2 separate regions of the Mus musculus genome follow, and region 1 is linked to region 2. A link is a loop called in an ENCODE intact Hi-C map of the cell type or tissue named here. Cell type or tissue: left cerebral cortex. All regions are shown on one strand.

The links. A loop is a pair of places that touch in the nucleus more often than their neighbours do. Peaks named below come from ENCODE experiments on the same cell type or tissue, not always from the same donor. Only the 100,000 strongest peaks of a DNase experiment are listed, where the experiment ranks them.
Region 1: a loop joins it to region 2, with 2.9 times the contacts of the local background. A loop is called at or near these places in 13 of 42 quality-filtered maps.

The regions. Positions count from the first base shown.
Region 1 is chr8:122,635,533-122,638,032 of GRCm38, reverse strand. It overlaps Cbfa2t3 (CBFA2/RUNX1 translocation partner 3), which reads left to right. Exons shown (of 12, transcript NM_001109873.1): 7 at 1-39; 8 at 2,194-2,279. Among named protein-coding and RNA genes, the nearest start is that of Pabpn1l, 14 kb to the right of the region's middle. In left cerebral cortex, no CTCF peak of the experiment used is centred here; DNase peaks (open chromatin) are centred at 1,020 and 1,361.
Region 2 is chr8:122,821,242-122,823,741 of GRCm38, reverse strand. It overlaps Gm35466 (a long non-coding RNA gene), which reads right to left and starts at 318. Exons shown (of 3, transcript XR_388150.3): 1 at 1-318. In left cerebral cortex, a CTCF peak has its summit at 1,479 (motif pointing right); no DNase peak of the experiment used is centred here.

The DNA.
Region 1 (2,500 bases), 190 kb after region 2:
CTGATCCCCGAGAGCTACGGGAACGCCACCGGCCCCTGGGTAAGCGGTGTGAGAGGGCCGTCAACCGCTTGAGGTCTGAACACATAGTCTGGAACCTGTGTGTCTGTGAGTTTGTGCCCATGTTTACGCCTGCGTGTGCTGGTGTCGGAAAGAGTCCGCATGCATTTATTTAGGGGTTCAGTCAGCACCTGCTTGTACCTATGCTCTAGTGGAGGACACTGAAGCTGCCAGCAGCACCTCAGCTGTCCAGTAAGGAAATGGGTATAAGGAGCCAGCAGCCACCCCAGCGCCCATGTAGCCTGACTTGCCCCTCCAGAGACAAGTCGCCACTCCTCACACACTGAATAACACCACAGTAGAGGACCCTAATCCTTGGGATACACTCCTGCCCTGGGCAGCATGAGGCCACGGTAGCTGAGGGTAAGATTACCAGCAGGGCTGCCTTTTTTCCTCGAATTCAGAAGTGACCCTCAAGTGGGCCATGTGACCTCCCTGTGCCTCAGTTTCTTTCTTTGTCAGAACAGAGATTATGTGAGGATAGGTTATTGATAGAGCACCTGACACACACTCTACCCCAAGGCCCAGCCACCGATGACAAGGACAGCAGCTGACACAGAACACATGCCACTCATCTTGCACGCTGTCATTTCCCAGTCTGTACCCACACCTCAAAGGAAACCGAAGTCCAAGGAGTATGAGTGGGGCAGCCATGGGTGGGCACAGCGACACTCTGCGGAAACCCAGAGATGGCCGTCCCTGCCACACCCTGGTGTGTTGGAACGTAATGTTAGAAATGACCATCCAGGGTCACTCAGAATGCCAATAGGGTCCCAGAGCAGGGTCAACAGAGGCCTTTCCCTGCCCCCACACCATGGAAGCTTCCAGGGCTTGGTCCTAGGCAGCAGGTGACAGTGTCTGGCTCACCACAGCCGGGTCAGGCAGGTGCTAATTCCCACCCGCTTCTGCTAATGCAAAAATAAACGCCAGCTGTCGCACAGATCTCAGCCTCTATTTTAGTTTGGGCGTTGGCACAGGCCCCTCGTGGGCAGCCAGAGAGGGTGCTGGATGACGGCTGTGGCCACTCCCCGCCCTTCTGCAACTCAGGGAGGCATTTCAGGTTAGGGTAGCAGGAGGTCCTAAGGCGCTGATGGCTGCTTAAAAGAGAGGTTTTGCCTCCCCCCACCCCCCAGGAAGTCTGGATTGCTGCCAGGTCACCTGCACAGCCTCAGTTAGGACACTGGGAGCATTTGACATTGCAGGGAAACCAAGACAGGGCCATCATGTTCCTCACGCCCCAGCCAGTGGCACCCCACACCCCGCCACACCCCATTTGGTCATTCCCGATCCAGATTCAGACTCCTTACACCCAACACCGCCTCTCCACTTTCTGCCTGGTAACTGTGGGCACACCCCTCAAGTTTATCAGGTCAGCTTGGGGCTTTTCTTTCTAACTACTTATGATGCAAGAACTAGGCAGGGTTGGGAAACTGAGGCAGGGAGTGGCAACATAAGGGCCCCAGGATCCCACGGAGAATGAACCATCCTGGATTACTGCTTTGATCCTGCTGCAGGTAGATCTGATCCCAAGATTGAACTGGGGGGGGGGGGTAAACACCCAGGTCAGAGTTCAGCCTGGGACACAGAGGTAAACACAACACGCCATTTTTCTTCATGGAGCTGACAGTCTGGGAGCAGGGATAGTAGAGTAAACAGGGAGATCTTGTACCTAGAGACCAGACACACACACACACACACACACACACACACACACACACACACACACACACACACACACGGCCTGAGGAATTCCAAAGACTACAGCTGTGGAGGGGCCCCTCGGGCCTGGACTTTGAGGAATGCATAGGAGTGCAGTTATCTGAAAGGAAGTCATAAACACACCTAAGTTAAGCAGCTGCCCAGAGGCCTGGAGGTTTCTGGACCGTGATAAGAGAAACCTTTAAAGTGAGTTCATCTAGAGCTGCCTATCAGAAATGGGCGAAGCGAGAAGAGCTGGGTTAGCAGGTTACCGGGAGGCAGTGAGTCATGAGGCACAACAGAGGTGGCCTGGTTTAGATTCCCGACGCCCCTGGTGTAGGAAGTAGGAGGCACCTGGGAGTAGGGGCAGGGCCTGAGATCCAAGTCAGGGCTTAGTCATCCGCATGGGGGCCTAACTGTGTGTGGCCTTTTCTACAGCCATACCTGGGTCTCGACAAGAAGAAGTGATTGATCACAGGCTCACAGAACGCGAGTGGGCAGAAGAATGGAAGCACCTCAACAGTGTGAGTGCCCAGGTGGGGCTGCCACGCCCGTGTGACTCCCTGAACATCTGCACAAGGCTGGGGTGGGGAGATCCACGCTGAGATTGCGCTCCTCTGGGTTGGTTCAGCATCTCCTGGTAGGACCCACCGGCATGCCCACTGGCTGCCCGCCCTTTTATGTGAGGGTCATTATCCACTGTTGGCCTGTCAGGATGCTGCCAAAGAGCCATGCACACTGGCTC
Region 2 (2,500 bases):
AAATAAATTTAAAAATCTTTAAAAAAAAAAAAGAAATACGTTCAAGGCTGGAAAGAACAGAGACCGCTACTCCCACGGAACTGTCTGGACAGAGCAAACCCGTGTCTTGGTGGAGAGGGCGTCCCTGGAAGAGTGAGCTAAGAGTAAATGACGGACGGCCTTGTCCGTGTTGTCAGGGTCTGACCTCACAGGCTTATTCAGTTTATTCAATTGGCTAGTCTTAGAGAGTCATTGTGTGTCTGGCTGTTTTGCCTGTATGTGGGTATGTGGACTACACACATACATCTGGTGCCTACAGAGGTCAGAAGAGGGCATCCAATCCCCTGGAACTGGAGATACAGATGCTTGTGAGCCGTTGTGTGGATGCTGGGAACTGAAGCTGGGTCCTCTGGAAGAACAAGTGCTCCTAACTGCCCTCACCTCTCCAGCCCCAAATTATATACTTAAATCAGCTTACAAAGTAGTGGGCTTCCATAGGGGAACATTTTTTAAAAAATTATGTATGCTTTATATCTATATATACACACATATATACATATATTCATTGCATGTTTATTTATTCATTTATCTAAACAATGAATCTGTGAAGTTTCTAATTAGAATGAACCCAACCACATCCATGCTACAAAAACCCACAATTATAAATAGGAACAAGCAGAATAAATACCTAGGTTACAATGATAATTTATAGGAATACTATCTATCTATCTATCTATCTATCTATCTATCTATCTACCTATCTATCTATCTATAATGGAACACACATACACACACACACACACACACACTTCTTTTTTTTTTGATTTATTATTATATCTAATTACACTGTATCTGTCTTCAGACATCCCAGAAGAGGGCATCAGATCTCATTACGGATGGTTGTGAGCCACCATGTGGTTGCTGGGATTTGAACTCAGGACCTTCGGAAGAGCAGTCGGTGCTCTTACCCGCTGAGCCATCTCTGTATACAGCCCCAACTCTGTATTTCTTTTTTTTTTCCATTTTTTATTAGGTATTTAGCTCATTTACATTTCCAATGCTATACCAAAAGTCCCCCATACCCACCCACCTCCACTCCCCTACCCACCCACTCCCCCTTTTTAGCCCTGGCGTTCCCCTGTACTGGGGCATATAAAGTTTGCATGTCCAATGGGCCTCTCTTTCCAGTGATGGCCGACTAGGCCATCTCACACACACATTTCTTTAAGACAAAGTCTATGTCCTGGCTGTTCTGGAACTTGCAGGCTAGCCTCCAACTAACAGAGATCCTTCTGCCTCTGCTCCCCCCCCCCCCCGCTCCCCGCCCCCAGTGCTGGATTTAAAGGAGTGCACCACCGCTGCCACTGCCCAGTGCCACCACCACTGCCGCCAGCTTTGTTTTCATATCTTTAATTTTAAGGCACAATAAAATCAGTTAGGATTATTTTTCTCTTTCTTTCCTCTCCCCCCCTTTTAAAAACGATTTACTTATTTTATGTATGTGAGTACACTGTAGTTGTCTTCAGACACACCAGAAGGGGGCATCAGACCACACTGCATATGGTTGTGAGCCACCATGTGGTTGCTGGGAGTTGAACTCAGGACCTTTGGAAGAGCAGTCAGGGTTCTTAACCACTGAGCCATCTCTCCAGCAACTCCCCCCCCCCCCCCCCTTTAAGACAGAGTCTGCTGGCCTTGAACTCATGATAATGCTCCTGTCTCCACCCCTGAGTGATGGAATTACAGGTGTACACACACCACCACACATGTCTGGCTTTACACTGTGCAAGGTGGATCACATCCGGGACTCTGTGTATGGCAGACATGTACTCTGCCCACTGAGACGCGCCCCAGACACCTTGGGCTTCAAGGGCTTTCATCTGCACAAATGCTCCAGCGGTCCTTCCTGCATTCCCAAACAACCCTCTGAGGCTCCAGTCCATAAGAACATTGGATGCCAACTGTCTTTCACATTCATTACTTGTGATTCATCCTTGAGCGTCCAGCATCTCAAATTCTCACTTGGATTTAGACGTCCTCTCAGTCCACTAATTCCTCAACTTTCTCCTGGAGGTCGAGGAGAACCCTGCTTTTACAAAGGCATGCTGGGACTCAGGTATGGGGGAACCCCTTCCCTGTGGCGGTGAACTCATCCCAGGACAGTCGAGAGTGCTCAGGGGTGGGCTCACATTCTGTGAGCGCCCAGGACACCAGCTGTCTCCTCCCAGGTGGAGGTGCAGCTGATGTCAAGAAAGGTCCACCTGCAGACCCAGTTGGTGAGCAAAGTCTGGGTTTCACTTTTAGTTCACATGTTTTTTAAATGAGCGTTTGGCCTGCATGTATGTCTGTGCACAACATATATGAATGCCTGGTGCCCAAAAAAGCCAGAAGACAGCGCTGTATCCCGTAGAAATGGAGTTACAGATAGCTGTGAGCTGTCATGTGGGTGCTGGGAAATGAACCTGTGCTCTCAACCACTGGGCCATCTCTCCTGCCCCACGGGTTTCACTTCTTGAAGATG